2 separate regions of the Homo sapiens genome follow, and region 2 is linked to region 1. A link is an interaction called in ENCODE POLR2A ChIA-PET data of the cell type or tissue named here. Cell type or tissue: HepG2. All regions are shown on one strand. Links, peaks and the distances in the headings refer to the core of each region. The heading gives the core; the rest is flanking DNA.

Region 1 (5,379 bases), core at 108-5,107:
ACTTCAGTGTATTTCCCTTCATTCATATTAATGATGTAATAGTATTCCATACAATAGATGGACTGTGATTTATGTAACCAGTCTATAATTATTGGACATAGAGGTGGCACCCTGACCCTTTTTTTCTACCTTTACTCTCTGCTACTTTATCCCAAGGAACATAGAAAGGATTTTCCTCCCCCTTTTTCTTTTGGGATATAAATTTCTGCTGTCTTCATTGTGGGCATTCTTTCCTGTTACACAGTAGGACCACATCTGGTTCATTTTCATAATTGTATTACATCCCAAATAACTAGTATATGCCTCATCCCTAATGTTTTTTAAGTACTTTTACATTTTCCAAGGGGTAGGCTCCAAGTAAACATGCAGACAAAGGTTATACTCTAGGGTTCTGATCAGTGAGAAACTGAATGTGAGGCATAAAGTGTTATCTGTTACCATCCACTGTTACATCCTTAATGCACAGAAATGAGTCTTTGACTCCTGTGTAGGTAGACATAGTAAACCATTTTACAGAGGAGGGTGAACTAATCCTTTTGATGTCTTGAATTCTAGCTGCAGCGGGAGCCCCTAACCCCTGAGGAAGTACAGTCTGTTCGAGAACACCTTGGTCATGAAAGTGACAACCTGCTGTTTGTTCAGATCACAGGCAAAAAACCAAACTTTGAAGTGGGTTCTTCTAGGCAGCTTAAGCTTTCCATCACCAAGAAGTCTTCTCCTTCAGGTAAGGCTGGCCTAGGGACATTCTTCTGTTTGAATGGGCTTAGAGGGACATGTTAGAAATTGAGCCAGCAATAAATGAGATGGTGATATTTTTAGAGGATTAGTCCTTTGATTTCTGCCATTTCCACAAAGAAGAATACTTAATGTACTATTATCATGGGCATATTAGGATCCAAAACTGAAATAATACATAGGTATTATCTAGTTCAGCTCCTTCTTCTGCACCAGAAGATACCGAGGCCTCCTAATTTTACAGGACTGAGTCACACAGTTTAATTAATGAGGTCCTTCCAGGTCCCAGAATTAACGTTTCTCCTCAGAAGACCTCACAGTGTAGTGGTAATGGTGTATGAGAGTGCCCTGTTCCTGTTCTCATGTGCTTTTTTCCCCATGCCAGGAAAATCAGCTGTTCTTACTTTGAGGATGCTAAGACACTTATAAAACTATATTTCTTCTGACTAGAAAATTGTGTACAAGCACACGCGTGCACGCACGCGCACGCACACACACACACACACACAGCTCCATCCTCATCCTTCCTATCCCTATTTTTAAATGCCTGAATTGACCCAGCTGTGAGGTATGCAGACATTAACAGATATTTACTGGTACATTCCCACTTGTACGGTTTTGACTGTCTAACCTAAATCTTCAAGAAATCCTTTGGAATCTAACCTTTCGATTCATGGTTCCAGAATGGGTAGGAATAGCTTAGAACAGTTGGCCTTGTGGAAGGTATGAGCATCCAGCTGTGACAATGATCACTAGAGGGTACTCTTACCCCAAGGGCCTGCGAGGATTTGCCCACACTGCATCCGAGCCTCAGCTCTCTGCCTCTTCCTTGCATTCTCCTGACTAGACAGAGAACCAGGAAGTGTGAGGTTTGTCTGCCACTGATGGTGTTACCTTGCCACCAGCAGCTCTAGAGCCTATTTTCTTGTATGTAGCAGGTTTACATGAGGCTAAAGCTCTGCTATTTTTGAAGGTTTTGACACATTTCTCATTTAATCCTCAAAACACCTGCAGTAACATAGGAAGTACAATTTAACTTCATGTTATAGAATGGAAACTAAGGTATCGAGGAGGAAGCAATATGGAATGGAGGTTAAAAGCATCAGACAGGCTTTGCAGCCTGTGGAACCAGCCTAAGTGTCTAAACCTGTTTCCTCAGCGGTAAAAGTAGGATGACAGATAGTTACCTCATAAGGTTGTCAGCAGAATTAAGTTAGATAATGTATATAAGTGCTTAATATGGTGCCTGGTGCAAAGCAAGAGCTTAGCAAATGGTGACTTCTGTAACTATCAGCAAGTGGTTGGCCCAAGGTCAGACCTCTCAGAGGGGTAGAGCTGGACTGTGAACCCACATCTTCTGCCTCCCAGGCCAGTGTGTTCTCTTCTACACAGCAGGAAGCATTTATGTATGTTTGTAATTAATAGTTTCTGACTGTGTTTATGGAGTTTTTTCTTTTATTGCTTGGACTCAGTGAAACCTGCTGTGGACCCTGCTGCTGCCAAGCTGTGGACCCTCTCAGCCAACGATATGGAGGACGACAGCATGGTGAGCTGGCAGCATTGTCACTTGATTGCTTTCTTTCAGGCCCCAGTTTGGGTGTGAACAGCTATAGTGACCTTTCTGGACTTGTAGGTGTGAACGTATTTAAAGCCCAGATTTGTGACTATGCCTGTCACATCTTTGATTTAGAAGGAAACTCCATGTTGGTGGCTTTTTTTTTGGAGACAGTCTCGCTCTCTTGCCCAAGCTGGAGTGCAATGGCACAATCTCGGCTTACTGCAATCTCTGCTCCCGGGTTCAAGCGATTCTCATGTTTCAGCCTCCCAAGTAGCTATGATTACAGGCATGTGCCACCACACCTGGCCAATTTTTGCGTTTTTAGCAGAGACGGGGTTTCACCATGTTGGCCAGACTGGTCGCAAAACTCCTGACCTCAAGTGATCTGCCCGCCTCGGCCTCCCAAAGTGCTGGGATTACAGGTGTGAGCCACTGCGCTTGGCCATGTTGGTGGCATTTTAAATTTTTTAGCATCTCTTTTTCCCCACATAATTTCTTGTTCTCACTTCATACGATATGTTGAAAACTCTTGTGGGCATGTGTAAACCTGAAAAGATTTTGTCAGCTTAAATAGTTTTATTGGCACCTTTGGGCAAGTTGCTGACTGTTCCATGCTTTAAAAAGCACTATTTTCTATCTTTGGCCATGTCTGTAATAAAGTTCTTCATTTCTACACCTCTACTATTGAAGTTAGAGTAGTGAGCAAAATAAGTGAGGTTCATGCTCTCATAGGGTTTACAGACTAAGTGTCTACACATTTACAAAGAATTACATAAAGGTATATATAATTATTTGATTTTTATCTGGGATTATGTAAAAGATATTTTATTCCCTTTTTCACGTGACTCTTCATAAACACTTCTCTCTTTCTCTGTTCTGCCTGTTCCCTCCCTTCTCCCCACTCCTGCCCCCAACCCCCAACATGTGTATATTCTCTACACATTGCTGGCCAGTCATACAGCTTTTTCTCATGTAAATTTGTTTCTAATTCCTTTGCATCCTAGTGCATCTTCTGTGGATGTAGTTTAACTCACCGTTGGCCTCTTGAGCATGTGGTCAGGTTGAACATGATGATCAACCAAAAGGAGGACAGGGTGGACACCTTCTTTACCCTGGACTCCAAGTTTCCTCTCGAAGCCTGCAGTCACTTTAGCTTTTCATTAGCAGAGACCACGACTGTATCACTCATTGCTTTGAACACTCTCCAGGATCTCATTGACTCAGATGAGCTGCTGGATCCAGAAGATTTGAAGAAGCCAGATCCAGCTTCCCTGCGGGCTGCTTCTTGTGGGGAAGGGAAAAAGAGGAAGGCCTGTAAGAACTGGTGAGTGCTGGGGTGACTGGAGCCTGCCATGCTGCCTCCAGTGGCTTCATGCTGAAGACATCGCGGTGCTGTACTATTTTTAGAACATACATTTTCCAGGCTGGGCAACACAGGGAGACCATCTCTGCAAATAATTAAAAAAAAAAAAAAATTAGCCAGGCATGGTGGTATGTACCTGTGGTCCCAGCTACTTGGGAGGCAAAGGCAGGAGGATCACTTGAGCCTGGGAGGTCGAGGCTGCAGTGAGCCGTAATTGTGCCATGTATCTAATTTCACTCTCCCTCAAAACCCTACCAGTAAGCCACTATTGTGCCACTGCACTCCAGCATGGGCATCAGAGCGAGACCTTGGTGTCTTCACATTTGTTTTTATAAATGGATGGGAAGGATTGTAGAAAGTTAATCAGTGATGTTCATCATCAGCGTTAATCATCAGTGTTTTTTAAATGTAAAAGCTGCCAGCATTTACAAATCAGGAAATTTCAAGTGAAAACACAGATTTTTTTCCCTTCTGTTCTTGAATTTGGAAAATATGGCAATCTGGGTCCACTTTCCCCAGCATGATAACCAGCTGAAGCTTGAGTAGTGGCTGCCCTCTGTAGACAGAGCACACACGGTACTTCCCTCATCCTCCTCCCACTTCTGTCTCCCTCAGCAGCCTCTCATATTGCTGCTGTCTGCCTGGCCTATAGGCTTCTGAGTTATGACACTGGTGTGAAGAGAAAAGGCTTAAAGCACATTTTGGCACTGTTAGGATTTGGGATTTCTGGGTGGTGACAATTCTCGTTCATTAGTTACTGATTTTCCCGCAGCACCTGTGGCCTTGCCGAAGAACTGGAAAAAGAGAAGTCAAGGGAACAGATGAGCTCCCAACCCAAGTCAGCTTGTGGAAACGTAAATATCAGGATCATTCCTCAGCATTCACAAACCCCCAGGGGGATTAGACCTTCTTCTAAACTAAACACAGACAAGCTCCACCTCAAATATTTTAGTAACAGACGAATGCGTGAGCACACGAACGTAGGTAGTAATGGGGAGAGAGGCTGTCTCCTGAGAGTGAGAGTGGGTTAGCGTGCTTGTGCTGGTCAGGGAGGGTCTTGTTGCTTTTTATTTTTGGCCCATTTCTTTGTACTTCAGAGTGGGACCTGATGGTTAGACAGTTAGCTAAAGTTGGTTGTGTTTTGAACTGCATAGAATATAGAACTATGGCCGGGCGCAGTGGCTCACGTGTGTAATTCCAGCTATGCCAGAGGCTGAGGCGGGAGAATCACTTGAACCTGGGAGGTGGAGTGAGCTGAGATCGCACCACTGCACTCCAGCCTGGGTGACAGAGGGAGACTCCATCTCAAAAAAAAAAAAAGGCCGGGTGCGGTGGCTCACGCCTGTAATCCCAGCACTTTGGGAGGCCAAGGAGGGCGGATCACGAGGTCAGGAGATCGAGACCATCCTGGCTAACATGGTGAAACCCCGTCTCTACTAAAAATACAAAAAAATTTGCCGGGCATGGTAGCGGGCGCCTGTAGTCCCAGCTACTTGGGAGGCTGAGGCAGGAGAATGGCGGGAACCCAGGAGGCGAAGCTTGCAGTGAGCTGAGATCGCGCCACTGCACTCCAGCCTGGGTGACAGAGGGAGACTCCATCTCAAAAACAAAAAAAAAAGAACTATGGCCTCCTAGGGAACTTTTCATGACTATAGTTTTTCACGAAACCAGAAATCTTGAAAACTCTTAGTATTTTGGTCTCAATTGGACCTGCAAACATAGC
Region 2 (5,311 bases), core at 312-5,311, 1.0 Mb before region 1:
TGACCTTGACTTTAAGGTTCATGCACTGATGGAAACCAGCTCAGAGTCCCATAATCTCAGTACCAGGCCGACTCTACTAAGATGAGTAATTGATGTTACCATAGAGTGCAGTGGAGGCCTAGGGGACTCAGCAAGGGCTTCCTGGAGGAAGAGGCATCTGAGCCCCCAAGAGGTGGAAGATCAGCAGATGGAGATGGGAGGCGGACGAAAGGGAGAGAACATCCATCCATCCATCCATCCATCCTACACTGGATCAGCCAGGCCCTGTGCTGAGCTCAGGGAGGCACAGAGCTAAGCACATTGCAGCCCTGCCCCTCAATGGGAGCTCCTGAATTGAGGTGGAGAGGCCTGGGTATGCATGAGTAGATGGTGAGGAAGCTGGAACGAGGAAGCGGGTGGGGAAGAGTTCCCGGCCTCAGCCTGGCTCTGGAATTTCACCAGTTACCAGATTATCTGCTCCCTGCTCCTGGGCCACCGTGGACGACTCACTGGTTTTATTGCAATCCCCTTTCTCCCATGATATGTAAGGGCCCTTTGCCCTGCAGGGCCAGCCCCTTGCTATCCTGGTAACTCTGGACACCCCACTGTCTCCTCGGTTCCTGAGGACAGTAGAGCCCCCTCCAGTGCCATTTGCAAATGTCCCTCCACTTCCCCTGGAAACTTTAGCAGGCTCATGGAAACCCAGTTGGTGCTGAGTCAAGGCAAGAGGTGGAACTGATAATATTGTTTACAAATTATAATAGTTATGTATATTCAATGCATAAACCTTATGCAGGGGGAAAATAAAAATCACTAATAATTCCACTGCCTAACAATAGGCAGTGTTAACATTTTGGGGGTATGATCTTCAATGCTTTATATATATACATACGCACATACACACACACACACACACACACCACACATATACACACACACACACAAACACACACATATATACAGTGGCCCTCTGTGTCCATGGGTTCCACATCCATGGATTCAACCAACCACAAATCAAAAATATTAAAAAATAAAATAATGTAACTATAAAGTAATGCAAATAAAAAACAATACAGCATAACAACTATTTACACAGCATTTACATTGTATTAGTTTTTTTGTTTTTTTTTTTTTTTAGATGGAGTTTTTCTCTTGTTGCCCAGGATGGAGTGCAATGGCACGATCTTGGTTCACTACAACCTCCACCTCATTTCAAAGCCTGAGGTTTTGTTTTGATCTTGTATTATGGTGTGTGTGTGTTTTTATTGTTTGTTTGTCTGTTTGTTTTTGAGATGGAGTCTCCCTCTGTCACCCACGCTGGAGTGCAGCAGCCTGATTCTGGCTCACTACAACCTCCGCCTCCCAGGTTCAAGTGATTCTCCTGCCTCAGCCTCCGGAGTAGCCAGGACTACAGATGTGCACCACCACATCCAGCTAATTTTTGTATTTTTAGTAGATACAAGGTTTCACCATGTTGGCCAGGCGGTCATGAACTCCTGACCTCAAGCAGTCCACCCACCTCGGCCTCCCAAAGTGCTGGGATTACAGGCGTGAGCCACCGTGCCCAGCCTGATCTTTGTTATGGTTATGTAAGATGTTATCATTGGGGGAAATTGAATGAAGGCTACACTGGACCTCTCTGTACTAATTTTTTTGCAACTTCCTGTACATCTACAATCATTTCAAAATAAAACAACAACAACCAAAAAAAATTGAGGCAGGCCGGGGATGAACTATTTGACCTCAGTTTCAGAAGCTTCTGTTTTAAACTCTACACTTTGTCACGTGGACCAGAGCTAAGGTTTCCTTGTCTCAGTTTCCCTTGAAAGGTGGGACTTGGTCTAGGGAAAAGCACCCCTCATGGAGAGTGGCGGGTGACCATCCAGGCTCTCCTCCATCATAGTGCTCCTGCAGCCCAAATGTGTGCTTGAGGGGCTGACCTACCCTGCTCTCTGCAGGAGGGGAGAACCCGAAGGGGAAAAAGGGGAGGCACGGTTTCCCTTGTGGGCTCCAGGGAGTTTCTAGGACAGGTAGGAATCTGGCCGAAAGCAGACGAAAAGATGAGACTTGCTCTTTGGAGCTGGGCAAAGCCTTCTCTTTCCTTAGGAAAACCCGTATGTCCAGAGAAACATCTCTCCTGAAGAGCTGGAGAGGGGCCCCCTTTTGGCAGGCTCATCCTTCTTGGGTTGTCATTGGCCCAGCCTCATCTTGGGCCTGAGCTAAAGCCACCCACAGAGCTGGGCATGGGCCACTCCCCAGACCTGGGGCAGACTCAGCTCTATGGCTCACCACCCAGGGGCACTCTCCGTTCTCAGGGGCTGCAGCTTCCCCAGTGTCCTGAGCACCATGACAACAGGGTTGGGTTGAATCAGGTTTCAATCAAGTTTCCAAATAACAGAAACTGGGGAGCCAACTTAGAATGCTGGCTTGAGAGTCCCCAGGATCACCCTCAGGCTTCATGATTTGCTAGGACTCACAGAACTCAGAAAAGCCATTGTACTCGTATTTATCACTTATTGTGGTGTAAGGATACAGATCAAAATCAGTAAAAAGAAAAGGTACAAAAACAAAGTCGCGGGGATATCAGGTGCATGCTTACAGGTGTCCCTTCCTAGTGGATTCACCTGGGAACACACTAATTCTTCCAGCAACAATGTATGATGACTTATGCAAGGTGTTACCAACCAGGGAAGCTCACCCAAGCCTTAGCATCCAGGGTTTTTATTGAGGTCAGTCATGTAAGTATGCATCACCCATGTGACCAACCTTAGCCACCAGTCTCCAGGCCCCCAGAGATCAAACGGACACAGTGGTGTCAGACAAATAAAAACAGGCATTCATCACAAGTTACATTGTTAGCATAAACTCTGGTCAAACTGATACAGTGTGCCAGGAGGCCCCAGACGTACAAAAACATTGTTATCAAACAGGATGCTACAAGGGCTGAGGTTATCTCCCAGAAGGAGTCAAGGGCCAGCCCCTTCTTTGGAATGTGCAGGGTTTGAGCAATACCAGCCTGCTGAGCTAACTCTTTACTGTTCAGATGCCAATCATTTATTTTACCTAATACACGCAGAAATCATCTGTTATCACCATGATTTCATAAAAGAAAGATTTAATGCCAAGAAGGTAGTTTGGACATTATGACAGTGTGGGTGGAGGTCTGTGCTCTCCAAGAGAAAACAGTTGGCTTGATGTCGCTGACTATGAAAATGAAGGGACCAGAAGCCACAAGTGTACACCATGAACCCAACATGGGCTTTTTTTCTTGTTTGTCTGCACAGCTTTGTCTCCAGTCAAGGAAGGGATGACCTGAGAGGCTCAGCCTTCCCTCTGCTCCTGTGCTGGTTCTGAGTCAGATGTCCCTACTCTTGGGCAGGACCAGGCCCTGCTGAGGATGGGAGGGCACGGTATGGAACCCTCCTCCCTTAAGCATCTAAGCCTGTTTGTCCTTTCTTTTCTTGGAACTCATTACTATTACAACTTATTCTGGCAAAGAAGGGAGTCTGTTCTTTTTTAGCAAGTGCTGTGGCCTCTGCCCTGCCCCTTGCCCCAGGCTCTGGTCCCTACTAGGCTGACTCTATGACCCTAGGATAGAACAGCTATTCTTTTTTTTTTTTTTTTTTTCTTTTTGAGACAGGGTCTCATTCCATTGCTCAGGCTGGAGTGCAGTGGTGTGATCATAGCTCACGGTAGCCTCAACCACCTAGGCTCAATCGATCTTCCCACCTCAGCCTCTTGAGTTGCTGGGACTACAGGTGCATGTCGCCACACCTGGCTAGTTCTTGTATTTTTTGTGGAGATAGGGTTTCCCCATGTTGCTCAGGCTGGTCTCAAACTCTTGGACTCAAGCAATTCTCGTATCTCAGCCTCCCAAAGTACTGGGATTACAGGCATGAGCCTCTGCGCCTGGCCAGAACAGCTATTCTTCTAAAGTCTCAACTCACCCCGCTTTCCTCACCATATATCCTCCATGCATAGAGCTGAGCATTAAAGACCTGGGCTGCTGGCCTGTGCAGGCTTCATGGCTTGGAGACAGACAGCCCTGGGTTCCACCATCCACTACCTGGGTGACCTGGAGCAAGTAACCTAACCTTGCAGATCTCTTTGTTTCTCAAGTGGGTCTAATGATAAAGCTTTGAGGAATTAGTGAGTGGGTAACAGCCCAGGGCCTGGTGCCGTTTGAATCCATTGATTAGTAGCTGTGAGGACGATGAATCACGTAGTTTCAGGTGCAAAGCGTGGGGGCAAAGAGAATCCTTGTGATGAGTGCAGTAGGTGCTGTGACACATCCAGCTGCCTTGGAACTGGGTGCTGAGAAGTCAGGGGGGTCCTGGGGCTTCAAGACTTCTGGGGAGGGAGCACAACTCATGCACATGACGAGAAGAGAGCTGGTGGGGCTTTGGGGTTGTGAGGACTGAGGGGCTTGTTCACCGTGGGGTCTTTGCATGTGCATTCTCTCTGTCTGGAGACCTCTTCCTTCCATTTTCTACACCTCCCATTTATCTCTGGAGTGTCCATTTAGACCTCAACTAACCCCTTCATTCCCTGACTCGCCTCCTCTGGGCCCCCTTTGAGCCCCCTGCTTTGTTGTAATAATAATCTGCCATTTATTGTGCCAGGGATAATGCAGAGGGCATTACCTACATATGTTATCTCCTTTGACTCACTCAATATTTAGAGAGCTAGCTGTAGCTTTATTTTTCTGATTTTACAGATGAAGAAACAGATACACAGAAGTGAAGCTGGTGGCTCAACAACCCTCCCTCACTCCATACAGTGGTTGTCTGTGTGCAATTTCATCTGTGCCCTGAACGATGAGCTTCCTGAGGGCAAGGAAGCTTGATCACTGTTTAGCCCCAGATACTTAGTAGATGGGAGCCCTCCACCAGTCCTTGCTGAATGAATGAATGAATGAATGAATGAATGAGTAGATGAATGTTTGTAAAGTGGCAATGCAAGCTGGGAATACCATGGACCACGGACAACAAACAAATATTAGTACCTGTGGTGGGCAGAATAACCCCCCCCCCCCCCAAATCCTAATCCCTGGAACCTCTGAATATGTTATGTTACTTGGCAGAGGGAAAGGAAGGTTGCAGATGGAATGAAAGTTGCTAATCAGCTGACTTTAAAATAGGGACATGATCCTGGATTATCTAGGTGGGTCCAAGGTAATCACGGGGGTCATCAAAAGTGGAAGAGGGAGGCAGGAGGGAACCAAAGAAATGGCAGTGTGAGAAGGATGTGGCTTGACAGTGTTGCTGGATTTGAAGATAGAGAAAGGGCCACAAAGCCAAGGAAAGCATGCAGCCTCTAGAAGCTGGAAAAG

Evidence for each region. ChIA-PET counts read pairs that join two places held together with the same protein. Peaks named below come from ENCODE experiments on the same cell type or tissue, not always from the same donor. Only the 100,000 strongest peaks of a DNase experiment are listed, where the experiment ranks them.
Region 2: POLR2A ChIA-PET joins it to region 1 with 8 read pairs; 1 of 35 experiments calls an interaction of 5 or more read pairs at or near these places.

Annotation. Positions count from the first base shown.
Region 1 is chr16:57,429,389-57,434,767 of GRCh38, reverse strand. It overlaps CIAPIN1 (cytokine induced apoptosis inhibitor 1), which reads left to right. Exons shown (of 9, transcript NM_020313.4): 5 at 556-724; 6 at 2,208-2,281; 7 at 3,502-3,617; 8 at 4,429-4,510. Among named protein-coding and RNA genes, the nearest start is that of CIAPIN1, 15 kb to the left of the region's middle. In HepG2, for the core only: no CTCF peak of the experiment used is centred there; a DNase peak (open chromatin) is centred at 2,045.
Region 2 is chr16:58,453,949-58,459,259 of GRCh38, reverse strand. All of the region lies in intron 2 of LINC02137 (long intergenic non-protein coding RNA 2137), which reads right to left. Among named protein-coding and RNA genes, the nearest start is that of LINC02137, 35 kb to the right of the region's middle. In HepG2, for the core only: no CTCF peak of the experiment used is centred there; a DNase peak (open chromatin) is centred at 2,829.